Regions from separate parts of the Homo sapiens genome. Here all the other regions are linked to region 1. A link is a loop called in an ENCODE intact Hi-C map of the cell type or tissue named here. Cell type or tissue: IMR-90. All regions are shown on one strand. Region 1 holds the start of LOC105369187 (a long non-coding RNA gene). Region 2 has its middle 43 kb from the start of LLPH. Region 3 has its middle 35 kb from the start of HMGA2-AS2. Region 4 overlaps HMGA2 (high mobility group AT-hook 2). Region 5 has its middle 82 kb from the start of HMGA2. Region 6 has its middle 34 kb from the start of MSRB3-AS1.

What was found. Hi-C counts contacts between places; a loop is a spot of excess contacts. Peaks named below come from ENCODE experiments on the same cell type or tissue, not always from the same donor. Only the 100,000 strongest peaks of a DNase experiment are listed, where the experiment ranks them.
Region 2: a loop joins it to region 1, with 5 times the contacts of the local background. A loop is called at or near these places in 71 of 110 quality-filtered maps.
Region 3: it touches region 1 in a loop (5-fold over the local background); 25 of 110 quality-filtered maps call a loop at or near these places.
Region 4: a loop joins it to region 1, with 7 times the contacts of the local background. A loop is called at or near these places in 12 of 110 quality-filtered maps.
Region 5: a loop joins it to region 1, with 4 times the contacts of the local background. A loop is called at or near these places in 3 of 110 quality-filtered maps.
Region 6: it touches region 1 in a loop (4-fold over the local background); 33 of 110 quality-filtered maps call a loop at or near these places.

Annotation. Positions count from the first base shown.
Region 1 is chr12:65,554,878-65,559,877 of GRCh38, reverse strand. The region is part of intron 2 of MSRB3-AS1 (MSRB3 antisense RNA 1); the gene reads left to right. It overlaps LOC105369187 (a long non-coding RNA gene), which reads left to right and starts at 2,567. Exons shown (of 3, transcript NR_135033.1): 1 at 2,567-2,797; 2 at 2,881-3,120. LOC105369808 (a long non-coding RNA gene) reads right to left here and starts at 2,966. Exons shown (of 4, transcript XR_945035.3): 1 at 2,748-2,966; 2 at 1,207-1,408; 3 at 149-297. RefSeq lists an enhancer at 2,413-3,612. In IMR-90, a CTCF peak has its summit at 2,976 (motif pointing left); a DNase peak (open chromatin) is centred at 2,967; H3K27ac peaks cover 354 bases.
Region 2 is chr12:66,085,676-66,090,675 of GRCh38, reverse strand. No RefSeq gene overlaps it. Among named protein-coding and RNA genes, the nearest start is that of LLPH, 43 kb to the left of the region's middle. In IMR-90, a CTCF peak has its summit at 3,113 (motif pointing right); a DNase peak (open chromatin) is centred at 3,175.
Region 3 is chr12:65,980,847-65,985,846 of GRCh38, reverse strand. No RefSeq gene overlaps it. Among named protein-coding and RNA genes, the nearest start is that of HMGA2-AS2, 35 kb to the right of the region's middle. RefSeq lists silencers at 1,904-2,198, 1,775-2,346. In IMR-90, a CTCF peak has its summit at 2,008 (motif pointing right); no DNase peak of the experiment used is centred here.
Region 4 is chr12:65,875,986-65,880,985 of GRCh38, reverse strand. All of the region lies in intron 3 of HMGA2 (high mobility group AT-hook 2), which reads right to left. The region is part of intron 1 of HMGA2-AS1 (HMGA2 antisense RNA 1); the gene reads left to right. Among named protein-coding and RNA genes, the nearest start is that of HMGA2-AS1, 3.8 kb to the left of the region's middle. In IMR-90, a CTCF peak has its summit at 2,264 (motif pointing right); a DNase peak (open chromatin) is centred at 935.
Region 5 is chr12:65,739,511-65,744,510 of GRCh38, reverse strand. No RefSeq gene overlaps it. Among named protein-coding and RNA genes, the nearest start is that of HMGA2, 82 kb to the left of the region's middle. RefSeq lists enhancers at 1,998-2,498, 2,499-2,999 and a silencer at 2,949-2,998. In IMR-90, a CTCF peak has its summit at 2,112; a DNase peak (open chromatin) is centred at 2,980; H3K4me3 peaks cover 2,152 bases; H3K27ac peaks cover 1,379 bases.
Region 6 is chr12:65,673,426-65,678,425 of GRCh38, reverse strand. No RefSeq gene overlaps it. Among named protein-coding and RNA genes, the nearest start is that of MSRB3-AS1, 34 kb to the right of the region's middle. In IMR-90, no CTCF peak of the experiment used is centred here; a DNase peak (open chromatin) is centred at 3,045; H3K27ac peaks cover 437 bases.

The DNA of each region.
Region 1 (5,000 bases):
CATTATGCAAATGTAAAGAAGAAACGGGATAACCAAGAATTTTTTTTAAACTTTCAGTTTAAAACATAGAAGAATGGGAAACACTCAACAGTTGTGAATGAGTAGCAAATAGCAAACCTTGGTGTATAGGGATAGCAATGAGACTTACTTGGTTGGTGATTCTAGAAGCTGCTCTCTGGGATGATCTCCTTGTTAATGATCCCCTATGGATTCATCTTTGATGGGCAATAAAGAATTGCTTTCTTGAGGGACGCACAGCTTCCTCAGACCTCTTCATGCTACTGCAGGTCTAGAGGCCTGGAATTTGTTTTAAAAATAAAAATTATACACTGTTTTCAGGCAGGCTTGAGGTGTCTTTGACAATGTGGTTTCCTAAAAATCTTAGTTGGCTTCTGTTCTATTTGCTTCCTATCAATTGCATATGTGTGTAGACACAGCCAAAGATGCTGTGTCCACAGTCTTTAAACCTGAAGATCCTTCCCCCTTTACTTCCAACATCACTGATCTATCCTTTTCTAGTTCTTCTTCAATGGCTACTTCTTTGAGACAATTTGAAATCATAGCTTCTCATGGGAAACACTCCCCTGAATCTGAACTTTTTTAATGGGTCCAAGGTGTCTTGCAGATAATCCTTAAATAATGGGAGAGGGCCCAGTGGGCATGCCTTACAAAATGATAGTAATAATAATAATGATAATAATAATGGGAGAAGGACTTAGGGTCTTTCTGGCTAAGGTTGCTACTTTGAAGTCACTATTTCTGCTTCTTTGGTGCAGATAAAGAAGCAGTTGGCCTTGTCAGTGTTTCAGTGCTCCATGTCATGGAGCTTCTCTCCATATTGGGTTGTGGCCACAGTCAAATAACACCTGCCTTGGGAAGGTAGTATTGGCAAGTTGTACCATATATAGTACTTTGTACATAACAAAATACATTTTGCCTTCTGTCTTCCTGCCTGCATTGAGCCCAATTCTGCATTTTTGATTCTTATAGATTTTAGATTGACCCTACTTTCATGGATGAAATTAATTAGTCTCTTTTCTTTCTTCCTTTTTTTCCCCTTTAGTTGCAAACTATAGAAACCATTTGGGCTGGTTTGAGCATAAAAGGAAATTACTGGGAGTTATTAGGTGCTCGGTGATTCATTGGGAGGTCTGGCAAAAAAGAAGCTCAAGGCTAAGCTCATAGGAACACAGCCCGGCATCTCACACAGAAGTGGCTTGATGAGGATTCTACTGCCTCCACAGCTCCTGCCATCATCTTCATCTGCACCATAGATGCTCAGAACCCAGTCTGTGTCTGCATGTTGCTGACTTCCAAATGAGAGCTTCATGAGAGTGTATTTGGTTGGTAGAACATAGGTCCCAGACCTTCTCCCTGGGAGCTGGAAGAGATGCTGGGAAATTCTGCCCTGGAAAAATAAAACTCACAATGTGGGAAACAAAGAAAATGTACAGCAGGGGTTTAACAGAATGACAGGTATCTGCTAAAGAAAATATTGATTTTTTTTAAAAAAAAAAAAGACAATTTTCCCTTTAGAGCCCCAGAAAGATTCAGGCCTTAGAGGCACTAAGTACTATAGAAAATGAGGCTGAAGCATGGGGCTGAAACTTGGTTTGGTTGAAGGTCTCTGGAAGGCAGAGCAGTTTAACCTCTAGGTTCCCTCATCCACCCCCATACAGCCAGACAATTATCCCTCCACCCTTCTGTTCTCCTCCCCTCTTCCCTTAGAAAACTTGAAGTTTATTCTCTAGAGAAGTTCCAGGCTCAGTGACACCAGGCCAAGGTGCTGGACTGAAAACAATTAGATTAAGTTAAAATCTGCTTGATAAGTGTACAAGTAATCTATTTTCAAAACCTAAGAGATGTTGTCAGCTATCTCTAACTATATGCCAGCAGTAGGCCTTCTAGGAAACTGTACTATGATTCCAGGAAACTCGATTGTGGGCTGGGGAAGGACAATAAAGTGGATTGTATGATCATCTGCTTCTGTTACTGGAAAGGGATCCTGATCCAGACCCCAAGAGAGGGTTCTTGGATCTTGTGCAAGAAAGAATTCAGGAGTCCATAAAGTGAAAGCAAGTTTATCAGAGAAGTAAAGAAACAAAAGGATGGCTACCCCATAGACAGAGAGCCCTGAGGGCTGCTGGTTGGACATTTTTATGGTTATTTCTTGATCATATGCTAAACAAGGGGTAGATTATTCATAAGTTTTCTGGGAAAGGGGAGGTTCCCAAAACTGAGGGTTCCTCCCCTTTTTAGACCATATAAGGTAACTTGGGTGTTGCCATGGCATTTGTAAACTGTCATGGCACTGCTGAGAGTGTCTATTAGCCTGCTAATGCATTATAATTAACGTACAATGAGCAGTGAGGATGACCAGAGGTCACTTTCATCACCATCTTGGTTTTGGCCGGCTTCTTTATGGCATCCTGTTTTATCACCAGGGTCTTTATGACCCGTATCTTGTGATATCAATCCTGCCGACCTCCTATCTCATCCTGTGGCTAAGAATGTCTAACCTCCTGGGAATGCTGCCCAGCAGGTCTCATTCTCATTTTACCGAGCCCCTACTCAAGATGGAGTCGCTCTGGTTTGAACGCCTCTGACACTTCCACTCTCAAGGAATGGTGTTTTTATTCTCTTCTCCCCAGAATGTACTTCTGGTCTGTCCCGCTGTTCCATTCCACAGCATTTTAGGAGGTTCTCAAGAGTGTCCTAAACAAGCAGAGAAGAATGGTGAGACTTACCCATTCCTAGTTTAAGAAATGAGTGAAATGGGGTCTGAGTTATATCACAGGTGAGCTAGACATCCTCGAAATAAAGAGCCAGAGTATCAGGCAAACCTTCTAATAGCTAAAATGAGCGTACTTCTATTCCTAGCTACAGTTTAGACTCCTGTGGTACAGTTGGCTTTCCCAGGCTCCCGGCGTCCATGCTGTCTCGGCGCTATCTCGCAGCCTGACGCCACGCGCCATCTGCTGGCCTTGAGCTGCATAGCTCTAGAGTAACTTCAGAGGCCACGGGGGAACAAAGAGCACTCGCCTACTTGACTGAGCTCCGACAGGCCGTCCCTCTGCTTCAGGTGTAGGCGTGAACAAGTCCAGACCACTACCTTAACAGGTATGAGGAAAATGAAGACTCTCCTATTTTGGCACGTATCTCAAAATTGTCATCATTCACTTAAAGTGCATAACCACAGAGACCTTCCTACTTATTTTCTCTGGTGTTTTGAAGTTTTGTCATGGGAAGAAAATAGCGCTTCTAGAAACATGAACTAGACTAATTACTAATGGATTCTTTCTCTTACATTTTGTACAGTGGAATAAGGGCTATTAATTCATTAAGCAGTTGGCTTGGAACCTTCTCTGACGACTCTTTGCAAAGAGAGAGAGGTCTAGAAGACTTGTGGGAAGGGAGGAAGTGGTGGTACCTGATATTTTCCAATTTTCCGCAGGTCACTGATGGGAACTTTGACCAGCATCCTTGTTCCTCCCTCAACTTATGGTCACCCTAAAAAAGCTAAGGCATAGATTTCAAATTCTGGAGCCAGTTTTTGTATTTAGGTCTCCAAGTACAGAGAGAAACTGGCAGACAGGGGTGGAGAAGTATTGAGAACGAATTCGGACACCCTGAAAGCGGAGTTCTAGATCCAGTGTTGCCAGCAACGAGCCAAGAGACCTTTCTTCACAAGTTGATTTACCTTTCCATGTTTCAGTTTTCTCATAATTCCTGCCCTTATTCCCTTCTCACCACCCCTGATCCCCTCCCCTTTCCTGATTGGGTAACAGGACAGGAAGCAGCAGAGCATTCTATGAAGCTTCCTCCTCAACGTCCTAGAGTAGCGGGTCTCAGTCTTCACTACACAGTCAAGTCCCATGGTGCATTTTTCAAACTTGCATACCTGGCCCTTCCTGTGCTGAATTCTGGTCTGCCCATAATTTGCTCCCTCCTTTCTCACTGTTTTCCTTTCTCCCTTCCTTGTTTTCTTTCCTATCCCTTGCTGTCTCTGTTAGAACTTCTTTTTCCTGGTATCTAGCCAATCTCTTAACCCTGTTTTACTTTACTGTCCTAAGATGCTGTCTTCTCATGCCTACATGTACTTTCTTTAAAAAAAAAACTGTTTAAAAAACATTGTGTGGGAGGAGCCAAGATGGCCAAATAGGAACAGCTCCAGCCTACAGCTCCCAGCGTGAGCGATGCAGAAGATGGGTGATTTCTGCATTTCCATCTGAGGTACCAGGTTCATCTCACTAGGGAGTGCCAGACAGTGGGCACAGGTCAGTGGGTGCACGCACCATGCGCGAGCCGAAGCAGGGCGAGGCTTTGCCTCTCTCAGGAAGCCCAAGGGGTCAGGGAGTTCCCTTTCCTAGTCAAAGAAAGTGGTGACAGACGGCACCTGGAAAATCGGGTCACTCCCGAATACTGCGCTTTTCCAACGGGCTTAAAAACTGGCGCACCGGGCCGGGCGCGGTGGCTCACGCCTGTAATCCCAGCACTTTGGGAGGCCGAGGCGGGCGGATCACGAGGTCAGGAGATCGAGACCATCCCGGCTAAAATGGTGAAACCCCGTCTCTACTAAAAATACAAAAAATTAGCCGGGCGTAGTGGCGGGCGCCTGTAGTCCCAGCTACTTGGGAGGCTGAGGCAGGAGAATGGCGTGAACCTGGGAGGCAGAGCTTGCAGTGAGCCGAGATCCCGCCACTGCACTCCAGCCTGGGCGACAGAGCGAGACTCCATCTCAAAAAAAAAAAAAAACAAACAACAAAAAAAAAAAAACGGCGCACCAGGAGATTATATCCTGCATCTGGCTCAGAGGGTCCTACGCCCACGGAGTCTCACTGATTGCTAGCACAGCAGTCTGAGATCAAACTGCAAGGTGGCAGCGAGGCTGGGGGAGGGGCACCCACCATTGCCCAGGCTTGCTTAGGTAAACAAAGCAGCCTGGAAGCTCGAACTGGGTGGAGCCCACCACAGCTCAAGGAGGCCTGCCTGCCTCTGTA
Region 2 (5,000 bases), 530 kb before region 1:
TATTCATCTATGTGGCTTCCATTTTGTTTTTTAACCTCCCTGGGCCTCTTTTTATGAATCTGTATTCAGAAGGGTTGCACAAGATGTCTTATAATATTCCTTCCAGCTCTGACCTGCTGAGTTTCTCAATGACTGGATAATGATTTTATTATTTCGATTCCTCTCCAGGAATCTTCCTCTCCCAACCTGCCCTTTGGCATTTTCATTTTTTTCCCTCTTGAAATTGCGTCCCTTTCCCTCTTTCTCTATCTTTTCTCTGTTGATTTTTTTCCCTTATGGCTTTTCCTCACTTCCTTTTTTCCTTCCTCTTTCCTTCAACTTCCTTTCTCTGCCACTTTTTCTCTCTTGACTTCATCCCCTCACCTCCTCTCGTCTCTCTGATGATTTCTCTCTTTTCCCCTCTCTCTCTTCTCTGGATATTTTCTTCTCTCTTTCCCTTCATCACGCCTTTCTTTCTTTCATTGAACTCAACATGCCTTAATTTTCCTTTGCTGTACTCTTTAGATCCCAGCAGATCCTTGGAATATAACAGGAAATCAGTTACAGGAAATTCAGAACGTGTGGTACCTTTCTTTAGAAAAAGACCAATGAATGCTTGGAATAGCAGGAAGTTTAGGCACTGAATAGATTACCTTAGTTTCTCTGTGCTGTGCAGATAAGCTCATTGTTCTAACTCAATAGAGGCATTTTTTGTTTCCTGGATGTGCCATGTTTCTGGTGTTCTTCTAGAATCACTGGGCTCCTTCTTGTAGTAAAAACAGTACTTTCAAATTGTTAGCTTTATTTGGAAAACTTTAAAGATAATCTTTAAAAGCCCCAGGCTAAAACTCGCACCTCTATTATGTTCCTTTATCCAGTCAAATAGTTGCAAATTATATGAGCTGGATTTGGATCCTGAATGGACACAACAGAAGATGTCAATATTTTATCTTGTATTCTTTCTCTGAGCTTCACAAATCTGTTTTGTATCCCTTCATTTTTGGTTAAATTATTGAAGACATATCATTTTCTGAAAGTCTTCTTAGTCCAGATTTCTTAGGCAGAAAAACCGCCATCTTGTTTTGGATAATGAAACCTCCGTCTACCATACTGACATGTGAAGTATTAGTTGGTTTGTAGCAGTGTTTTCATCATCATCAAATCTTTCGGGACACATCCATTTTTTTCTATGTCTCTTTTCTGTGCCAACTGAAGTGAGACTGGCTCTTTAAGATAAAACAATGTTTGTGAACAACCTTTATTTTTTAAATCACTTATGCTTGTAGAATGTGTTGTTTAAAATTCTCTTTGGGGTCCAGGACTTTATGCTGTATGCTCTTGGAAACACCACGGTCTTTTCCAAGTTTCTATTCTTATTTCTCAGGGAGAGAGACTAATTGTTAAAATGATCAGTATGCTTCTGATATTGTTGCATAAGTCATGTGAATAGGGGCCCTGCTATGTTGCCCAATCTGCCCTCGAAATCCTGGGCTCAAGTGATCCTCCAGCCTCGGCCTCCCAAGTATCTGGGAAGACAGGCGCATGCCACTGTGCTGGGCTCATGTGAATATTTTTAAGGACATACAAATAAACCTGTGTTTGATGTAAAGGGTGAAGACATTATCTTTGATTCCCAATTTCTACCAATTTTTTTTTTTTTACATAAGCTTTTTTTAGCCACCTCAGGCAATCACAGCATTTCAAAGGGGCTAGCTTGATACTTGGTTGAAGAGGGACTCTATCCTCCTCTGAATCTTGGATTCTAGCCTCAACATACACATCAGGTTTGGAATTTAATTTAATTCTTGGAAAATGGTTTCTTCATAAATTTTTTTTAATAAAAAAGAGATTTTAGAAGTATGATCAGGTGGTCTCCACACAGAGACATACAGGACACTTCCTGATTTGTGGACAACCCCCTTGGGTAAAACGGCCATGATTGCTCAGTCCCCAGCTTCAACAACAACTGGGGCAGCTCTGAAACCCTCTGGCTGTGGCCGAGGTGGACTCACCTTCAAAAGCGTCAAGGCCGGTGGGAGCTCTGAACTCAGAGCAGCTCCACAGGGGGCTGGGCAGGATGATAAATGGATTCGTTATTGTTGTGTGGAATGTCCACAAGAACCCTTTTGCACCTGAGACACAGAAAACATTAAAGGGGCCGGGCGGCACAAGCTTGGCTTCTGAAAGATAAAATACCATAAAATGAGCATGCAGTCATTGGGCAGATCATGAAGGAGGAAGGCATTGGACCTGCTCTCCAGGAAGGGACCTCAAGAGAGAACTTGCCAAAAAATCTCTTGGGAAGGTGCACATCTTCTGCAGCCTGCAGTAACCTCCTGGCTTCTGCAGGGCAGAAAGGAGGCCTCTTTTTTCAGAGAGATGGCTGTGTTGGCACCAACACACAACCCCTTCCCTCGTTTCTCATGGGCATCACTTTACTGGGAATGCTGTATGCTCCCAGGATGGTATTTCCATGAAGACATAGTTGGCCAGTCGTGCTCCCTATCCTCAACCTGATACTCAGACAGTCCCAGACAGAGCAAGGCATCGGGTTGCAGTTACACAGCAATCTGATGTGACAGGGCAGTACGCAGCTCAGGCCTCGTGTCATTAGAAACATCGCTGTTCAACGAGGCTCGGTGGCTCACGCCTGTAATCCCAGCACTTTGGGAGGCTGAGGCGGGTGGATCACCTGAGGTCAGGAATTCAAGACCAGCCTGGCCAACATGGTGAAACCCGGTCTCTACTAAAAATACAAAAATTAGCCAGGCATGGTGGCACACGCCTGTAATCCCAACTACTCAGGAGGCTGAGGCAGGATAATCGCTTGAACCCAGGAGGCGGAGGTTGTCATGAGCAGAGATCACGCCATTGCACTCCAGCCTGGGGGACAGAGCAAGATTCTGTCAAAAAAAAAAAAAAAAAAAAGAAGAAAGAAAGATCGCTGTTCAAAAACAAAATGCCTTCTCATTCTAATAAAACTCAACAATCTGGATGTCCTTCTCTGAAAAAGGAAATCAACACAGATGGCATTATCTTAAAATTGGGCCACCATTGAAGCTGTGGATCAGTGGCAACATGGAGTTTGGTTCCTACCGAAAACAAAACTGTCCCAATCCAGAGTCGGCCAGTAGATGGCACCCTGAGCATCTGACATAAAATCTAAGGCTGAGAATATTTATCTTCACCAAAGCGCTTCTCAAAACATTAAGCAAAACTTTGACTGAAACGCAACCGTATTTGGACAAGCAGGTTTATTTTACTTTAGTGCTGTGTTATTAGAAACATACATATGTGTGTGTATATATTTTACTATCAAACCCTAAAGTTATGGAAAATATCCTTGATGGTTAGGATGGACTGTAAACTTTTACAGTATTATTTGCAGGCAGATTTTTCAATTTCTTATTTAAGCCAGCTTTTTCTTAATATGAGGTTTAGTGGTTATGTGTCATACCAATGCTCAGGAAAACTCAGGAGAATATTTTTGGTTATCTAAATACCCCTGTGAAAGAAACGCACTCATAGGAAGAAAGAGAAATGCAGTGCGATACTTTGTGTGTTTTTAAAGAACAACTGAAATAAATGTTTCTATTTTGCTATATGCATCTATGTGGAATTATGTACACAAACACGTACAGCAAGATCAAGATGAGAAGATATATGGATATAGTTTAGTATAGGAATGCCACTCTATCTCAGATTCCAGCCCACACTCAAACCTAAAGGTTTTAGAGTAGGGAATAACTCTTAGAATTTAGTGATAGATATAGTATTTGGAAGATAAGCAATCCTTTAACCAAAAAAAACCATTGCCTTGAGTGGAAAGTCTGAACAAAACCTTCCACTGTCTCTGTGTGGATATTTTCTCACTGGGTAAGTGGTCAAAGAAGATGTGGTGGAGTACAAACAAAAACTAAAGGACAGATTGGAAGATCAGAGACTCAAGTTGCATGACAAAACTATTTGAGACTGAAGCAAAACTGAGGACCAATAATCAGAAGAACATTAAGGAGAGACATGAAGCAAAATTGGGGACCAATAATCAGAAGAATATTAATGAGAGATAGCAAAGTTCCAGAGGTACACATAAGAGGAGAAACTGGGAACACTCAAGACTCAAAACTAAAGGCACACACAACTTGTGGGCAGAACAAGATGAGCTTCCTGGGATGAATGTGTTTTGCTTGTAATTTTGCTCCCTTTGAAGGTGCAAGGGCTCCCTCAAGGATGCCTCTTTGCCCTTCTCAAGGGCACTCTTTCTTTTTGTATGCAGCGACTGACAGACTTACTGATCTCTTTGTAATCACAAATATTGACTCCCATTATTTATTCAGAGTTTATTTCATTGCTAGCTTTGACACTTGACACAGAGTTATATCTTGCAGATGGTGAAATAAATACTCATTCTTTGAGGTAACTGGATATCAAAGGGAAGTAGAAGTCCTCGGAATGTCCAGAGAGGGTGAGCAGGTGTTGGGTGTCTGTGGGAATTTCAATTATTTGAGTTGCAAGTTGGTTTGGGAAACTCCTTCAAGAAGTTGAGTGGCAGGTAAGGACAGGCTGGTGAAATCCTGGTCAACAGATTTCACCCAAGTCCTGTTGTTAGCAGCGATGGAGTCTCTAGTGTCAGTAGGAGTGCTGACCTATGGGGGAAAGTGCCCTTGTATATGGCATTGGGACACAGATTCAAATGTCCTCAGCTTTAGGAGTCTGTATCATCCTTTCCTGGGGCAGCCATGTTTTCATGAGCTCATTGGCCTTCCTGGCGCACAAGGATGAAAATAGTAAAAAGGAGGCCAAAAACAAAGCCATATTGACCTCAGTTGAATTCCAAAAATGAGGAGAAAGAAGTGTTAAAGTTTGCCAAATGGAAACAGAAACTAGTCTGTGGGAAAAGCAGTTTTATTTTCAGACTTCCAAATAGATCTTTCAAATGGCAAACCATAAAAACTAAATATGAACACTATTGAGGAATTGCCTGAAATACACAAAAAGGGCCCACGCCATTGTTCCAGCAA
Region 3 (5,000 bases), 430 kb before region 1:
AGGCTGAGGCAGGAGAATCACTTGAACCCGGGAGGCAGAGGCTGCAGTGAGCCAAGATTGCACCAGTGCACTCCAGCCTGGGCAACAGAGTAAGACTGTATCTCAAAAAAAAAAGAAAAAAAAAGTCCTAATGTAGATAAGAAACTTTAGTTGTACATATGTTGCCTCATAATCACTCAAAAACAGAACATTGGTTCACTCTTCTTAACCCACATCATGGGTTAAAGAGAACATTGCCAGGAGGCCTTCACTCTTCAAGAGAGGCATCATTTGTTAGGTTCTTTTTTCATGGCTTGGAATAAAACAGACAATGATTAGAAATGTATCCCTCATGACAGGCTCTGTAGCAGATTCTACTATAAAGGCTATGGTTACACAACAGACTTAAATTCTCTTCTGAAAGTTATGCTAAATAATAGAATTGCTCTAGATTATTTAGTGGCTGAACAGAAAAGTATCTGTGCAGCTGCTGGCCCTCGTGGCCTATGGAGAAATACATCAAATGTAGATTATAGAGATTCACTTGTAGGGGATTAACGAAGAGACTGCTTAGTTAAGTGAGTAGACTCTTTGTCTAGCTCATTCTCTAATCTATTTGATTTTAGGTGGTTTGGTTTGTGGGGACCCTAGTAAGGAGCATACTCCAAATTCTTGGTATTATCCTCCCCAAAGTCATAATAACAGTCTCCCTGGCATACTGTATTCTCTCGAAGGTTTTAAATGTTTGCATGCAGCCATCTCTAGAATGTCAAATGGTCTGTCTTCACTGCAATGACAAGAGCTGAAAGAAGTGTTCAACCGTAAGGACACTGTAACCTATGAATGACATGCTGAGACTGGAAACCCAAAATGATGGTAACTGAGTGTGGCACTAAGACCCTAAGTTTTGGTCACACTCTCACCTAAGTGAGAACCTGACGCAAAAAGGGAGATTTTTTAAAGCAAAATTACAGGAGGCCATTGTTTTGGACTGAGTTCATGCACTAGGCCCCAGCAGACCAAAGCAAACAAAAATGGAGTCGCTCATGCTACATGTGATATAATCAAACTAAGATTTTAAGCAAACACATACATCTTAGAATAGACCAGGTTTCATTTTTCTCCTGTAAACAGAATATTCCAGCAAAAGGAGGTAACTTGTACTCAAGCCCTTGTTCCTACCTTTGCAAAACTCACTGTTCTACTGTTTCCTAGTGGGTTTCAAGACCAAATAAGTACATTTACAATGGTGATAGTGACATCAATGACTAATGTTTTGGTTAATGCCTCAAAATTGAGAAAAATGACCAAAAGTGGGGATTTGTTAAAGCAAACTAAATATTGCCTGAGAAGGACTCTGTACTTCTTTATTTAAGTCCTTGTGGGTGAACTGCAACCTAACTTAATAGGCCGACAAGATTGAAAACCTAACTTAGGAATATGCCCTGAAACTATAGCTGAGACTTGGCCAATCCCAGCAGCCATACTTCAACCACTTGTACACTGCTGAGTGTTCAAACTGTGTTCAAATAAGGCAAACAGCAATCTGTAACCAATCCAGCAGTTTCTGTACCTCACCTCTGATTTCTGTACATCACTTCCTTTTTTTTTCTCTATATATTTGTTCTGACCATAGGCATTCCTGGAGTATCTGTGAATCTGCTGTGATCTTGGGGGCTGCCCGATTCATGAATTGCTCATTGCTCAATTAGACTCCTTTAAATTTAATTCAGCGGAAGTTTTTGTTTTAACATAGGTAGTCAATAAATAGGTCTTAAATTCATGAAAGAAGACTGCCATGGTTGTATACATGGATTCATCCCTCATGAATTTGGTAATTGGCTTGGTTTATATACATATTACTAAACAGAAATGGATTGAAGTCTTTACTTTGGGGCTAGTTCTTGTTTTTCCAGAAATTGCCAATTAAGATAGAAATACAGACAAAGAAGGAAAATAGGTTAGCCCTTAATCATCCATTAAAATAGCATCAGGAAAAAAAAAGATCAGTTCCCATATTGACCAGAAGAGGGCAGAGTCCCAGTGGTAATGTGACATAGGACAGGTGTTTGATGCTGCAGGAAGGTTTCAGAACATATGACACTGCCTAGGGAAGGTAAGCATAAGTGTCAAAGATAGCCACGTGGAAGAAAGAGAAAGAAATAATCTCCAGGAGGGGATGGGATAGGAGATCTTAATAAATCTTAATAAATTCTATTTCCTTTACTGAAATTCATCTTCCTTCCTCAAACATTATTGAGCACCTACTATGTGTCGGGCAATGTGCCTGGGACTCACAATACAGAGACAGATATACTTCATGTGGTGTCTGCCCCAGGAGCTTACATACTAGTAAGGGTTACAGAAAATTTTTTTTTTCCTTATGTGTTAGACTTCTTTTTTCTTTTCTTTTTTTTTTTTTTTTTGCCACATTTTCTTTAAATATATATATATATATATATATATATATATATATATATATATATATATATATATATATTTTTAAATTATACTTTAAGTTTTAGGGTACATGTGCACAACGTGCAAGTTTGTTACGTATGTATACATGTGCCATGTTGGTGTGCTGCACCCATTAAATTGTCATTTAACATTAGGTATATCTCCTAATGCTATCCCTCCCCACTCCCCCCACCCCACAACAGGCCCCGGTAGGTGATGTTCCCCTTCCTGTGTCCATGTGTTCTCATTGTTCAATTCCCACCTATGAGTGAGAACATACAGTGTTTGGTTTTTTGTCCTTGCAATAGTTTGCTCAGAATGATGGTTTCCAGCTTCATCCATGTCCCTGCAAAGGACATGAACTCATCCTTTTTTATGGCTGCATAGTATTCCATGGTGTATATGTGCCACATTTTCTTAATCCAGTCTATCATTGATGGACAGTTGGGTTGGTTCCAAGTCTTTGCTATTGTGAATAGTGCTGCAAGAAACATATGTGTGCTGTGTCTTTATAGCAGCATGATTTATAATCCTTTGGGTATATACCCAGTAATGGGATGGCTGGGTCAAATGGTATTTCTAGTTCTAGATCCTTGAGGAATTGCCACACTGTCTTCCACAATGGTTGAACTAGTTTACAGTCCCACCAACAGTGTAAAATTGTTCCTGTTTCTCCACATCCTTTCCAGCACCTGTTGTTTCCTGACTTTTTAATGATTGCCATTCTAACTGGTGTGAGGTGATATCTCATTGTGGTTTTGATTTGCATGTCTCTGATGGCCAGTGATGATGAGCATTTTTTCATGTGTCTGTTGGCTGCATAAATGTCTTCTTTTGAGAAGTGTCTGTTCATATCCTTTGCCCACTTTTTGATGGGGTTGTTTGTTTCTTTCTTGTAAATTTGTTTGAGTTCTTTGTAGATTCTGGATATTAGCCCTTTGTCAGATGAGTACATTGCAAAAATTTTCTCCCATTCTGTAGGTTGCCTGTTCACTCTGATGGTAGTTTCTTTTGCTGTGCAGAAGCTCTTTAGTTTAATTAGATCCAATTGGTCAATTTTGGCTTTGGTTGTCTTTGCTTTTGGTGTTTTAGACACAAAGTCCTTGCCCATGCCTATGTCCTGAATGGTATTGCCTAGGTTTTCTTCTAGGGTTTTTATTGTTTTAGGCCTAACATTTAAGTCTTTAATCCATCCTGAATTAATTTTTGTATAAGGTGTGAGGAAGGGATCCAGTTTTAGCTTTCTATATATGGCTAGCTAGTTTTCCCAGCACCATTTGTTAAAAAGGGAATCCTTTCCCCATTGCTTGTTTTTGTCAAGTTTGTCAAAGATCAGATGGTTGTAGATATGTGGTATTATTTCTGAGGGCCCTGTTCTGTTCCATTGGTCCATATCTCTGTTTTGGTACCAGCACCATGCTGTTTTGGTTACCTTGTAGTGTAGTTTGAAGTCAGGTAGCGTGATGCCTCCAGCTTTGTTCTTTTGGCTTAGGATTCTCTTGGCAATGCAGGCTCTTTTTTGGTTCCATATGAACTTTAAAGTAGTTTTTTCCAATTCTGTGAAGAAAGTCATTGGTAGCTTGATGGGGATGGCATTGAATCTATAAATTACCTTGGGCAGTATGGCCATTTTCATGATATTGATTCTTCCTATCCATGAGCATGGAATGTTCTTCCATTTGTTTGTGTCCTCTTTTATGTCATTGAGCAGTGGTTTGTAGTTCTCCTTGAAGAGGTCCTTCACATCCCTTGTAAGTTGGATTCCTAGGTATTTTATTCTCTTTGAAGCAATTGTGAATGGGAGTTCACTCATGATTTGGCTCTCTGTTTGTCTGTTATTGGTGTATAAGAATGCTTGTGATTTTTGCACATTGATTTTGTATCCTGAGACTTTGCTAAAGTTGCTTATCAGCTTAGGAGATTTTGGGCTGAGACGAAGGGGTTTTCTAGATATACAATCCTGTCATCTGCAGACAGGGACAATTTGACTTCCTCTTTTCCTAATTGAATACCCTTTATTTCTTTCTCCTGCCTGATTGCCCTGGCCAGAACTTCCAACACTATGTTGAATAGGAGTGGTGAGAGAGGGCATCCCTGTCTTGTGCCAGTTTTTAAAGAGAATGCTTCCAGTTTTTGCCCATTCAGTATGATATTGGCTGTGGGTTTGTCATAAATAGCTCTTATTATTTTGAGATACGTCCCATCAATACCTAATTTATTGAGAGTTTTTAGCATGAAGGGCTGTTGAATTTTGTCAAAGGCCTTTTCTGCGTCTATTGAGATAACCATGTGGTTTTTGTCTTTGGTTCTGTTTATATGCTGGATTACGTTTATTGATTTGCATATGTTGAACCAGCCTTGCATCCCAGGGATAAAGCCCACTTGATCATGGTGGATAAGGTTTTTGATGTGCTACTGGATTCAGTTTGCCAGTATTTTATTGAGGATTTTTGCATTGATGTTCATCAGGGATATTGGTCTAAAATTTTTTTGTTGTTGTGTCTCTGCCAGGCTTTGGTATCAGGATGATGCTGGCCTCATAAAATGAGTTAGGGAAGATT
Region 4 (5,000 bases), 320 kb before region 1:
CCCTACAGGCATTATTTCAACTGATATTTACGAGTGGTTTTATGGGATAGAATCGTGCCAGTCATATCAAGGAACTTTTCATATCTTTCAACCCATGCTAAGATAAATAGAGCCAGTTATGATTATTCTCATTTCTTGAAAGGTACCTAATGATCCACCAGAAAGTTAAATGAATCCTCACTTATCAGAGGAATTTTTTTTTTAAGTAAAAGAAACCTAAACCCCAAGACCTAGACTCCTGGAATAAGAATCTCTTTACCAGTGAAAATTCTTAAACATTAAATAAGCATTTACCGGGAGATATCGATGAGGTCTTAACTGTACATTGTCTGATTCTGAGGCAAAACATACAAATACAAACACTGAACTAGTACTTCTAACTCATCCTTCCATGCTACCTGCTGTGTGACCTTAAGCAAGTCATTTATCTTCCCTAAGTATACATTTTGTTATCTTTAATATACAGGGACTGTGTTTGAGGTCTCTAATTTCCCATATAGCTCTAAAATGAAATATTTGTTTAATGAAAGAATCTATTAACATTGTCAACAGCAGTTTTTATTTTAATCTTTAAATACAAAGGGCAACACGTGTTTCATGGCACAAAAATCCTTCATTGCCATAACCTCTGAGAGAAATATTTTTGCAAAGTTTTCTTGCTCTTCTTGGGAAAAAACAATCATGCCATTAGGTTCTGTGAGTGAGGAGATGCCAGTGATACAGGATGAGGGATAGAGGTTTTATTTATTTGCTTTGACCTGAAATGCTTTCAAAGTGCTAGGATTTTCCCCGTGAAAAATGCTTTGCTTCTAATATTATCTCCAGTGATCAAGAGTTAGTGTCAAAGGTTTGTGAATGGATTTCAGAATGTGCAAGTGGCACCTCCCATCGTTAGCTGTCTACATTTTTTTATAACCACTTGCATACTTTTGGTCAACCACTGTAAAATAAACAGTCCTTCTCAAATGTTTTTGTTTTCTTTGACAGCACAGCAATAATTCACTTGGAATGCTGCAGAATAGAATAGCACTTTAATGCTGTTGTAAGGATGGCTTTTATGATTTCTATTCATCGAGTTGTTTTTAAGTTAAAAGATACCAGACTGAAAAGAACATAAATCCCTGTGGAGATATGTTATGCTTAGATCTTTGCACCCTGTTCCCACCCAAGGATATATACATAGAATATATGTATAAACACACATCCACATATGCATAAATATATGTGTACATATACGCTCAATATAGACATTTAACACAACATTCACCTAAAGTGTTTACTGTTTTTGTTTTTGTACTTTTGTTTTAAATTTGAGAAGTATAGCATCTAGATTATAGTAGAGTTTTGTGTTCATGCAAATGAAGATGTAAATTAATGTTTATTCCTACCTAGAAAAGTTTCAGGAAAAAAATGTCATAACACACTTTTGCTTACTTGGTACATACTCTTGTTCTCTTTTTTCTGGCCATGCACTTACTAAATATGAAGTTTAGAAGAAAAAAACTTTATATATAGTTTGTTTCAAATTTGATATATTTTAGTTAAAAGTGCTTTATTGCCAGGCATGGTGGCTCACACCTGTAATCCCAGCACTTTGCGGGGGCCAAGGTGGGTGGATTGCTTGAGCCCAGGAATTCGAGACCAGCCTGGGCAACATGGCGAAGCCCCATCACTACCAAAAAAAAAAAAAAAATAGCTGGTATGGTGGCACATGCCTGTAGTCCCAGCTACTTGGGAGGCTGAGAAGGGAGGACCACCAGAGCCTGGGAAATCAAGGCAGCAGTGAGCCGTGATCATGCCACTGCACTCCCGCCTGGGCGACAGAGCTAGACACTGTCTCAAAAATAAAAAAAAGTCTTTATTTTTTTTCTTTCAGGGGAATGGTTGATTACTGTCTCAGATGTACATACCAGAATTAAGTTTATACCTATGTGTCAAAAATGGAAGGATGAAAATTGACTTGAGAAACTGCACAGTTTCTGTGCAACATTATATAGGATATCTTTACAAAGGACAACATTCGAAGCAAGAAATTGGAGCTTAGGCAGTATTACACTTTCTATCTTACCTATACTACTCTCTGAGAAACCCATTTCTAGCCTGTACAGCATAGCTTGTAAACTGTGATCTTCGACTAGTATGAATAAGTCTTGTGTTGAGTTTAATTTCAGAGGCCGGGAGTTTATCAGCTGAGCCATCTCACCTGCATTCCTTGCAAGTCATTAGAGCCTTAGATGCCTGGCTTGGCTTTGGGCTTCTCCAGCAGAGAGCAGTGAAACACTGTCAATAAACCTAATTCTGGAAACCAGAGTAGATTCCAAGTTGGGAAAAAAGCAAAGGCAGAACTAGCAGGCTCATCAGAGTTATAAAGAAACTGGGGAAACTGGGCTTGTAGATTTTTTAAAACAGATATGTGTTGAAACTTTGATGTCAATATTAATGGCAATACACATATTTAGATATTTAAATGTTATTCAAAATATCACTTCATAGCAAGGTAGATGACCCAAAAGAAAAAGTGTGCGCTTTCCAAAATTTGCTTCTTATTTTAATCCTGCAATTGCTATACAGTTACACGTTTATTAGCTTTACTATTACACATGTATTAGGTCATTTCCATTTGCATTCAGTGTTAGAACAATGTCAGCTCTTCAATCCCAATCTCTGGCTACCTAGCTTGGCAGTTCTTCAAGCATCCCTTGTTTACAGGGACCACTTGGAAAGTCAAGTATGTTATAACAAGTTTATGCATCCTCATTCTACAAGAAACGTTGTTGCAGAGAACCATTTTAAGAAGCTTAAAAACAGTTTTCTATGGCTCCAGTTCAAAATGGGGTTCATAGTGGGGATGTGTGAATGGCGCTTCCAGGTAAAATGATTTATTATTACATTACACATGAACTTGTTAACAGTATAACACAAAAGTGTGAACACTCCCCAGGACACCTCACCCTTGGCTGGGGTGCAAGTAGGTTCTTCTCCTTTCAATCAACAGTAGCATGATGACAGAGAATATTAGTGAATGCAGTATGTTCATGCTTGGCTGCTCTTAAAGAAAAAATTTTCACAAAAGGAAATATGAGCGTTTACAATCCCATGATATGGAACATAGGATCTGACCTGTTTACTTCTCTTGGATGACAAATAATTTAATCTATTAATTTTTTTTTTGAAGCAAAGACAAAAGGGAAGAGGCCTAAAAAAAAAACCAGGCAGGTCATCCATTGCTCCATTGACGTGGGAGATAATACCCTATGTATAACCAGTGACTTGAAGAGTTCTCATTCTGAAACTTTTTTGCTCTCTTCAAAGCACTGGGCTCAAATGCTAGCCTCTGTGTGCAGGCTGCCAAAATACTAAGTGAAGCATGGGGCACTACACATTAAAGGGGAAAGGTCAGCATGGCACCATGCCCAAAATGCATGCTGTACAGCGGGATGAACTTTGGAGAGACCAGCTCACATCAAGTCACCGTGTGTTTTACATTCTCCCAGTGACCGGGGTCATTTTACCTCCCATTGGAATCTCCTCTCAGCCATTATGTCTCCCAGTTCTCAAAGGAAAACCTCTCTCCTTGACCCCTCCTAAGGCCTCTCTGCACAGTACCATTCTAGCAAAAAGGAACAGCTCCAAGCCAGGAAACTACTTCCACAGGGCAAATAAAGCTTCTGCCAGAACTCCTAAAGGCAAAGCTTCCCTGCTGCTGCAGCAGCCAGCAGACGCAGGGCTGCATTGCTTGGGAAAGTGCAGCCTGCCGCTCCACGTCAACATTCCACCCCCTTAGCTTTTCCCAAGGTCTCAGTGAGAAAACCTTTCTTTTTTCTTTCTTCATTTTTGTTTTTGTTCTTATCAGTTCAAACAAGAACAATGAATTCCTCAAGCCCAAGCAAGAATGTGACAAGGTGTCAACAAAGCCAACCAGGAAGGTGATGTATGGCCCATAAATCACTTCACAAACCAGGGCTGCAAAGAAAGCACCCAGCAACCCAGAGCCCCGAGTGTGAGTTTTTTCTACTCCTAAACCTTCACACCCCCCACATCCACCCTCCTCCAGCACCTCACTGACTGCTCACCTGTCACTCCTCCACTGACCAATTGGCCTACTCATGGGGTAAGACAAGTTCTGTTCCTTCTGTGGCAAATACTGGGCATCTATGGTAGAGCACCACATAATATAATGTGCTTTAGGGACATGTGTTGCTATGGGGTATGGTTTCCGGAGGCTGTCTGGAAAGCTCTACTCAAAACCTTAATTTGAAAGGTTTATAAATGGTGAAAGTATTTGTTCTTAGAGTAAAAATTTGATTTAGAAAGTTTGGGCTTAAGTGGTGAAATGATTTTATGGTTTTCAAAAATCAGAGGCCAGAAATTGTTTTGCGTGCTTTATAAATGATATAAAGAGAAATGGAGAACAACCAAATTAGAATCTCTTTCTGGGGTTGTAGGATTTGGTTTTCTTGAAAGAAATATTGAATGTATAGTTGTGTACATATTAAGATTAGGAAGAGAAAGAGTATTCACAATTGCCTTATGCAAAGTAACTTATTGGCTAATAGAAAATTACCAAATATTTTCTTTCACTGTTTTAATAGATGTGACTAATTATACTTTTTATGCCATGGTTTCAGAGTGAGTATATGGTGTAAATTCCTAATGCAAAAACTCCTGAAAAGATTTAAATTCAAATGACTAATTTTCAGCAACTCAGTATCCATTCTGTGAGCTTCTATTTTTTTTTCTATATATACATTTTTTTTTTGAAAAAACAGGCCTTAAATACATATTTAACTAACAGGCTGGAACAGCTAAGTAAATCATTTATAAACACAGATTTATATAATGGAATGACCTGTACCTACTACATTCCTATATAACCAGTTTAGGAGAAAAAGCAAAAACTTCCAAAGAAGCAATTTTGTTGAAAACTGAAGACATCAACAAAGAGAAAACCTCACCAATCCCCATGATAATGGTGACCAAGTTCAGTCTAGTTGAATGCA
Region 5 (5,000 bases), 180 kb before region 1:
GCTGCTGGCCCAGGTGCTAAGCCCCTCACTACCCGGGGCCTGCGGGGCCAGCCAGCTGCTCCTAGTGCGGGGCCCGTGAGCCCACGCCCACCCGGAACTCGTGCTGGCCCGCAAGCACCGTGCACAGCCCCGGTTGCCCCCTGCGCCTCTCCCTCCACACCTCCCCGCAAGCTGAGGGAGCCGGCTCCGGCCTTGGCCAGCCCAGAAAGGGGCTCCCACAGTGCAGCGGCGGGCTGAAGGGCTCCTCAAGTGCAGCCAAAGTGGGAGCCCAGGCAGAGGAGGCGCCGAGAGCGAGCGAGGGCTGTGTGGACTGCCAGCATGCTGTCACCTCTCAATGCCAAGTATTGCTGGGGATGAGGGGAAAGCAGGTGGCTGACATACTGCTAAGAGAATAAACTGTTACAACCACTTGGAAGAATAGTTTGGTGATTGATATCTAGTAAAGATGAAAGTATGTAACCCTACAACCCAGCAATTTCATTTCTAGGGACAAAAGTAAGAGAAAACACTTTCATCTGCAAACAAGGGGACCACCACCACAAAGATGTCACTACATTATTTTTAGTAGAAAAAAAAAAAAAAGGCCTACTAAATGTCCCTATGGGAGAATGAATAAATACATTCTGGTATATTCATTCAATGGTATATCCCTACACGTCTCAAAATGGATGTGTCTCAAAAATGTATTGTTGGATGAAAACATTTGTCTACATTGTAGATGATCTACAGAAGGATATTAATGCTCATTGATGTCCCGCCACGGGTTACTCTGGAGGCACTTTACTGAATCCTCCATACTGCCACCAATTTTTCTAAACAGTTAATATGGTTATGCTAACTCCTTCCTTTCCTTTAAATGGGATAAAAGCTGGCTAACAGATAAAAATCTTAAGTTGCCAATTTCTAGATTTGAACAATCTGTGTCCAGTCTAGCCTTGTGTTCATAGCTCAAGACACGACAGAAAAAGTAATAAGGACAATTTAAAGTTAGAGACTTACATTAAGAGAAGCTAGCATTGTTAGCCAGGAAAACACTATGAACTTGAGATGATGTTTAATATTGGTTTTAGGGCTTCTGTGTTCTCAGATATGCAGATCTGTCTGGTTTAGCTTTGAGATTTAAATCTAACCTCTTTCTTTCAAAGGATCTGAAATGATTCTGGGATTCCTTCTTGCATCCTCCGTTTCTTTTTCTCCTTCTGTTTTCCTTCCTTCTTGGAAAGCTTTACATAACATTTTTAAGTATGATAAAGTGTTTGGAAAGCTCCATGCAAAAAGCTGGTTCATTTGAATTCAACATAATTGATTGCACAGCTACAATTTATTTGCCATGCCCTATGCTAGAATCTGCGGCCTGCGAACTAACACACCCCTATGCTCAAAAAATTCATAGTCTAGTTGAATATAGATAAATATCATTCAGTGACTATGCCCCACATCAGTGCCAAAATAGAATACTTAAACCTTCTTTAACTCTTCTAAGCAAAAGAACCTTCATAAAGTTAAGGATTATAAATAGCTGTAAAGGAATCACTCGGTTACGGCGACCACCCAGGTGGTGCCAGAAGTTGGAAGTAGCCCTCCTCCCTCAGCCCGCCATCAGTGCAGCTCAGAACGAATTGGCTTTGCAGGAACGCTGAGAGAAAAGGAAAAGCCGGCCAAATCTTCCAGGCAGAAGTAGTTCTGATCCGAGGATTAGAGCCTGTCAATTAGGGGTGTCCGAATGGGAAGGAGGAAAGGAGGCGAAGGAAATATGGCTTAAGCTCCAGGGGAGACTCATTTTCTTTAGGAGAGAGGGTCAGGCACCAGGACTAGCGCGTTCCCATTCTCCTCCGAAAGGAGTCCATCCTTATCCGGATTTCCCTTGCCATGAAAATGAGGCCCCCCTCCCGCCGGCGCGTGCTCGCTGGGCTGGTAGAAGCTCCCGGGTGGCCCGCGCGTGGCCCGGCCGCGGCGGGGGTGGCCCCGCGGTCAGCTCTGGAGTCCGCCGCCGCCGCACTAAGGACGGAGCCGGCCCCAGACGCGCCCTGGCCCGGCCTCCCCCCGCCGGGGAGCGCCCCCGGCCCACATCCAGGCTGCGTCGGGGTTTGGCAGGCCCGGCCGGAGGAGGCGCCTTTGAAGTCTCGGCTGGCCGACCGGGAGGGAGATGGATGACCGGGCAGGGGCAGGGACGCTGGGGCCCCGCCTGGTTCCCACGATCAGGCCAGCGCAAGGGGCCACCGTGCGGCGCGGGCGGGCTCCGGGGCAGAAGGGGACGAGCGTGCGCCGGCGCGACCGAGGGAGAACTGGCGGCCGCTCAACACGAAACTGGAGTGGGTGTGAGACAGGAGATGGTGGGAGTCAGAGAACAGTGTGTGTGCGACAGGGGGTGTGACAGAAGACGCAGTGTGAGTGTGAGGGGGCCGGGATGCGTGCGTGCGCCCTGCGTTAAGTGCGCGGGGGTAAAGAAGACACGGGCTGCGCGTGGGGTGGGGGTGTTGGCGGGGCGCGCGCCACAGCGACGTGGAGAGGTCTAAGCCCGGGCCGTCTGCGTGGGGTGCTGGGGTCTCTAACCCCGAGCGTGGGCGAGGGGTGGGGGCTGCTCGCCGGAACCAGCCGGGAGCACCTAACGCCCAGTCCCGCGCAGCGCCCGTCCCGGCAGCTCCGGCGGGTCTGTGGAAGGAGACTCGCGGCGGGAAGGAGATACAACTTAACTTTAGAGCGCGGCGAGAGCTATTAACTTGTCACGGGCATCCGCTCATTCTTTATTTAAAAAAAAGTCACGAGCCCAGAAACCCCCCCAAAGGAGGGAGCGCGCGGGGAGCTGCAGCCACCCCCACAGCGCTAGGGAGATTGGGGTGTGCGCCCCCGCCGCCCGGCCCCGCCCCGCCCCTGCCCTCCCCTCCCCTCCTCTCCTCTCCACTCCTCTCCCCTCCCCTCCCCTCCTCTCCTCTCCTCTCCTCTCTCCGCAGTTCCCCGCACCGCCTGGCCACGCCCCGCCGCCCGGCCACGCCCCCCCAGACTGCATGGCGTCGGCCCGTGAGCCAATGGGAAGCTCCCGGGCTCCGGCCGCCGCGGCAGGTCGCGGCAGGAAGCGGTGGGCTAGCGGTGGCCCCCAGCAAGATCGATCACCTTTCCCCCTCCGCAGCTGGGCCAGAGACCCCGAGGGGAACCGGGCCATGTTCTTCTCGCCCTGCCCTGGGCTTGGAGAAGGCTAAGGCCGGTGGTCCCGGACACCCAGGAGGTTTGCTTCTTAGCCTCTTCTCCAGACTTGCAGACACGGATAATAACTCGCCCGGTTTGAGGCCCAGAGAGAGGCTCATTAACTAGAGATTATACAATAAAGGCTCTCCTGGAGAGGAAGGTCGCCTTCCCCCTTCACCCCAAATTATTTCCGATGGGGTCATTGCATACATCTACAGGCCACATCTGTTCAAAAGGACCTATTAAAATATTTGTTGACCTAGAAGTGAGAGAAGGGAGAGGACTGGGAATGTTGGGGCTCCGGGCGCGGGCGGTGGGGCAGCCGGATGTGGTGAGCGCTGGCGCTTAAAATGCGCCCAGTGGGAGGATATGAAGGGGATGTTAAAAGTCACGCAGGTCGCCTCCTCCCCCATATTGTGTTTGAATGTTCTCCATGTTCAAGGTGGAACCTCAGGCTGCAAGGTGTTTGCTACTCTTAAACTGAGTGGTGAAGAGCCAAGATTTGAAATGGAGGAGATATTTCACAGAACGATTTTGAACTGCAGAAAGAAAAAGGTGGAGCCAGTGGTGGAAGTACAGAAAACAGATGATAAAGGATAGTTGCAAAAATGTCATCAGCATTCTTCAAACCCAACAGGCATTTCTAGAGACCTCTGCTCTCTCTTCTCTGAGTCAAAACTCAAATCTGGGCCCTTAGAGAGCTGCAAGTAAAGGTGCTTGGTTTGTGCTATGGTGAAGCCCCACAGGCTGCAAGGTTTGCTGCCTTGTTGGTGGAGGGCAGGCCCCCTCTTTTAGGTCTTTTTTTCTTTTAATTTCAAATTTGAGCTGGAAGACGGTTTATATATCCTCTTTCTTCTCACTCACCTACATCTACGTTCTGAAAATGGGAACATCGGCTACACAACAGAAGCTGCCTTGCTCCTCTTGATGAGGCGCAGTGTTTACTTGTCACTATTTTATTTTATTGGCAACTTAAAACCTCTGCCCTTGAAGGCAGTTGCTCATCCTGGAGTTTCTTTCAGAACATCTTTTTCTTTCTTTCTTTTTTTTTTTTTTTGAGACGCAGTCTCGCTGTGTCACCCAGGCCGGAGTGCAGTGGTGCGATCTCGGCTCACTGCAAGCTCCGCCTCCCAGGTTCACGCCATTCTCCTGCCTCAGCCTTCCAAGTAGCTGGGACTACAGGCGCCCACCACCACGCCCGGCTAGTTTTTTGTTTTGTTTTGTTTTGTTTTTTGTATTTTTAGTAGAGACGGGGTTTCACTGTGTTAGCCAGGATGGTCTCGATCTCCTGACCTCGTGATCCGCCCGCCTTGGCCTCCCAAAGTGCTGGGATTACAGGCGTGAGTCACCGTGCCCGGCCAAGAACATCTTTATTTAATGAAAAATGGTTGACTTGCAGCAAGTATATCTTAACAAAATTGTAATTATAAATGCATTGTATTGTAGCAAACTGATATTAAAACCAAAAAGGAACCATGTAAACAATGTTTATGACATCATAATTCTTGACTACTTGAAATTAAACTACCTACTCATTTTTAAAAATCGGTCAAAAGCTTTCCACTTTCTTTGTTTTTTGAGATTTTCTTTTTGCATTTGGTAAATTTAGAGACAGACAAAAGGGGGAAGGGGTGTTGTATCTTACTCAACAAATAATTGGGTTAATAACAAACATTCCTATAGCCTGTATGAGGCATGAGACTCTCAGTAAAAATATATCAGTGCAAAGCAGAAGTAAGTTGAAAGGTTATACAGAGAAATTCTACCATGGTGTCAAAATATATACCATAGATATATATATAACAAAATATATACCC
Region 6 (5,000 bases), 120 kb before region 1:
GCTCCATCTATTTTCCTGCCAAGGACAAATCTTATTCCTTTTCAAGGCTGCATAGTATTCCATAGTGTATACATACCACATTTTCTTTATCCAGTCTGTCATTAATGAGCATTGGGTTGATTCCATATCTTTGCTATTGTGAGTAGTGCTGCAATGAACATATGCGTTCATGTATCTTTATAATAGAATGTTTTAAATTTCTTTTGGTATATACCCAGTAATGGGATGGCTAGGTTAAATGGTATTTCTGGTTCTAGGTATTTGAGGAATCACCACACTGTCTTCCACAATGGTTGAACTAATTTACATTCCCACCGACAGTGTAAAAGCATTCCTTTTTCTCCACAACTTCTCCAGCATTTGTTGTTTCTTGACTTTTTAATAACTGCCATTCTGACTGGTGTGAGATGGCATCTCGTTGTGGTTTTGATTTGCATTTCTCTAATGATCAGTGATGTTGTGCTTTTTTCCATGTTCATTAGCTGCATGAATGTCTTCTTCTGAGAAGTGTCTGTTCATGTCCCAAGGGGGATATCTTAAGAAAACTTTGCACAGCAGTGGAAACATTTTTACATTTTTTCCAAATAATAAAGTAAGATTGTATGCTATTTTAAATTAATAGTATATCTTTCAAGGGAGCTCTTTCTGATATCTCTTTACATGATAATAACAAAAATAGTTCGCCCCCAATTGTGCTTTATGTGTAGAATCATCTTCTTGCTGAAGATGCTTTATTCAGTTGTTTTCCAAAGCTATAACCTGGAAGAGCTTAAGCTGAAGCCTCATGTGTACTTAATACAATTTTAAGCATAGTGAAATACAGATATAGATATGCATGTTGTAGGAACATAGTTATCTATTCTACTTATCAGGAGTTGCCCAGGAGGGCAGTTCTCATCATTCAGGAATAAGTTAATCAGATTTGAGGCCTTAGTAGCAAAATGATTATATTGCATATCCAGCTGTATAGTGACAGATAGACAAGACAGATGGATGTAGGTACAGATATATTTAGAGTATATAGCATATTCAGATGTAAATATAGATGATGCAAATATAGACACGGACACACATCAGCATTATATAGATGTTTATTTTCTATTTTAACACATGCGTTTAGGACAACTTAACAACAGGAGATCATTACTTTCATCTTTGAATGATTCCAATATTTTCCTCTTCCAAAATATATTTTGGCTGTTATATAAATGAAACCCAAGGAATGGTTAGGATTTACATTAAGATTACAGACTTCTTCCCATATACTCTAACTTGAGTTATGCATTTAGAGAATACTGATTTGGAAGGCTTCTCAAGGGTTTGTGCCCTACTGGCTCCCCAGTCTGGAGTGTTCTTTTCACAGAGCTCTAAGTTGCGTTCACTAATATCATGCCAAGCTCTGCATTAATTTCATCTACTCAGAGAGGGCTTCCTGACCACTCTGTCAGAAAGAGCAGACCCACTCCCAGCCCTTCTCCTCATCATTTTCTAATATTCTGCTTTGTTTTATTCCTTATATTTTGTCATTACTGATTTTTTCTTTCTTTCTCTTTCTCATTCTTTCTTTTTCTTCCCTCTCTCCCGTCCTTCTATTATTTCTCCCTCCCTCCCTCCCTCCCTCCTTCCTTCCTTCCTTCCTTCTTTATTTTTTCAGCTGTCTCTGTCTCTAAAGGACTGGAACTTCATTTGCTTGTTATGGTATTTTTAGTGCCTAGAATATTGCCTGGCACAGAATAAGTGTTCAAAATATCTTTGTTACATGAGCAAGTGAATGAATGAATGAATGAATGAAATCCATTCAATTTAACTCATCAGATAATGCTGCATGAAAGTCTTGTGACCCTCCATAGAAATAAGAAAAACACATTTTTTGAAGTCCAAGTATGTTGTGGGCATTGTGCTAGGAAAGGCTGGAAAATTATTTCACACAGTAACATGTGAAATGGACCTATTGTCATATTTCTTGAACAGAGTTTAATTTCTATGTTCGGCCCTTATACTGTTGGGCAGTGAAAAGTCGATCTTAATCTGTTTAGGATTCCATTCTGTTCTCTTTAGGGTCGTGCCTACATTTTCAAGCTTGGTGTATGTGAGTGGGAAGGAAGGGTTCTGGTGCTGCCAGGCCATGCTGGTGTCTGATGTAGCATCCTAGTTCCTCTCTGGTCCTTGGTCATTGGTCCACACAGGTTTCTTCAGTGTGGCTCTCTCAACTAATTCCTGAGAATCTGAGAAATGGGTGGCTGCCTCAAAGGCCAGGCTGAGACATCAGTAACTCTGCTTTCTTGCCTCTTTGAGACCCATGAGATCATTTTGCAGCATCTGAGTAGAAAAGATAGTTTAAAGACAGGACTTAAGGGAATATTTAGAAAACATACAGGAAAATGTGCTGTATCTAGAGCTCTAGAGGTGGTCCAGAGGTAGGATGACAGAATAGTATCATGGGAACCAAAGGAAGAAAGGATTTTATAAAAGAGAGATGTCAACAGCATCAAACACCAACAGAAACCGACTGGAATGGAGTAAAAGAGGCATTAGTGTCATGTCTACAAATGCCTAAACAATGATAACTTTTTTAGAAAAAAGGAGTAAAAGGAAAGATCTGCTAATATATGGTACAGCATAGACAAACTGACTTATTTATTTGTACATTTTTTCTTATTGAACAGTTTTGTGGTTTTCTTATAGAAACCCAATGAATGGTCAGGAATGACTTTTCCACTTTTCCATTGTAAGATCACTGGTCACTGGCTCTGCTTCCTCAGTTTTTAATTTAATGAACTTGGCACAATTCAAAAACAGTTAATAGTTCATCCTTAGATTTGTGCAGTTTCTCAAATGGCAATGACCTTTTGCTATGGTCAGTTTCTCATTTTCTTTCTGCCCATCCCCCAAAGGAAAAGGTTTTGTAGAGGCATTACACAGAACAGCTGCTTGGAACATGCATAGGCCAGTTTACATTAGGCTGTTTTTTCTTGAGAAAGTCATAGTTTAAACAAATGGTTGTGTCTATTTTAATCATTTTTGCCCTCTTTTGAAGTGTTTTTTCAAACAGAAGTTTTTTTTTAGAATAGAGTTTTGCATTATAAATTAGTCTGCTCTGTCATGTCCCTTTTAAACACAGCTGTTACTACAATGTAAACAGAGTTTTTAAAATGTAGATAAACAGTTACAAGAGGAAGAGTTTCAAGTGTTTTTAACACATGGTCAGTTTTTGCTTACTTGAATTCTGTGGTTTGAAAGTTGAATTCGAAATACACTTTTGATTTCACAGATGTCAAGCTATTCAATACAGCTGTTCATGGATGCCCAATTTTAATTTCACAGCTGGCACAGTTTTGACAATATCACATTTTTGAAGTCATATCAGTAGTAAACCTAGGATGAATATGGAAATTCTACAATGGTACACTACAATACTCCTTTGAGGCATAAATGTTGAATGTAAAAACTATCTAGTAGGCCTAAGCTAAATTATAAAACAGTTTTTCATGGTCATCCACCATATTTGCTATGAAATACACAGCAAATTTCAGTATCTTCATAGAAGGTACAGTTATAATCCCAAGAAGAGAAACAAGAGAATACTAATTCTTTAGTGTAATAATCTTATATTTTAAGAATTTATGCCAAAGTACCCACCTTAAAAAGTTAAAAATTACACATTATTTGGATGTAAAGCTTTTGACTGATCTAAGTTTGTTGTTTTGACAAAATTCAAACAAATGAACTTAAATATAGCATCTGTGTCATTTTCCATCAGCATAAAATGCAAGCACTAGACATAAGTACACAAGAATCACAAGCATTTGGAACTGGCAGAGTATTAAAACTAGAGCATTTCAATGTTTTTTGGGGGAAATGTAACAATATATTTGAAATGTATACTTCCATGATCTATCTAAAAATCTACTATCAAAAATATTATAATGGATGATTAAAGGTATCACTGTTTAAATTATTATCCAGAAATTCCCAAGTCGTTGTTTACCTGTGACTTCTATTACTTGAGTAATAAATTTTGGGACCACATAATTTTAGATAATTATTTAGCAAATGTTCTTTTAGCAAATGCCACATAAAGTAAAAATGAATGTAAAATTAAATTCTATCTAAAAAACAGTTTAGTTAGAAAATACCATCACTGAAATGTCCAAGAAAAACATACACAATTTCTATCCATATTGTTCCCAAACCACCAGGCCTGAGTTATGGATCTTAAGGAGGAAGCCATCTTACCAAACCTAATTACTCTGTGTTTGGCTTGGATAAATGGTTAACTGATTATTTAGTTATATCACACAACCCAACATGACCTCATTTTCAATAAAAACATATGATTTGATCCAGAGCTTTCCACAGTACTTCATAATTAGACACCTTATCCATCAGGCTGCAAGAAAACCCTGGTAAAGAGTAAAACAAGAATTTTCATGTGTTAAGTTATACACCAGAGGGAGTCCCATGAATATAATACAAACATACTGACATTGCCAAGGAAAAGTCAATTAAAAATTATATGCACTCTAAGAGTTACAAAGCTCAAAATGTGTTGTGTAATTCAGGCTGAATAGCCCTTGAGTATAAGCATTCATGAAAATTAGGCTTTATTTATTAATGTTTTTATCTCTAGGAGTTCCTAAGAACTTTCCTAAGTGAATTTTAGAACTGATGTTAAAAGTATAAACCACATTTTCTTCATCAGAATTTCAGATATGTTTGTAGGTATGAACACACATACTATATACTTATAAGTAATGCCATATTTAGAATCTTTAAATTTTTCCTAAAACATGATCATATATCTGATCTTTTAATGTACATAAATACTCTTTCAAGCTAAATTGAGTTAACTCCCTTAAATAAAAAATAATCTGAATTTCTTCCAAAAACTCACCTCTTATATTTATTCAGTGTGATGGCTGTCCCTCATACCTCTCTGAGTCATGTACATAAAGCCTGTACATGAAACCAGGATAATTTGCTTCTGTTTCTGCCAATTT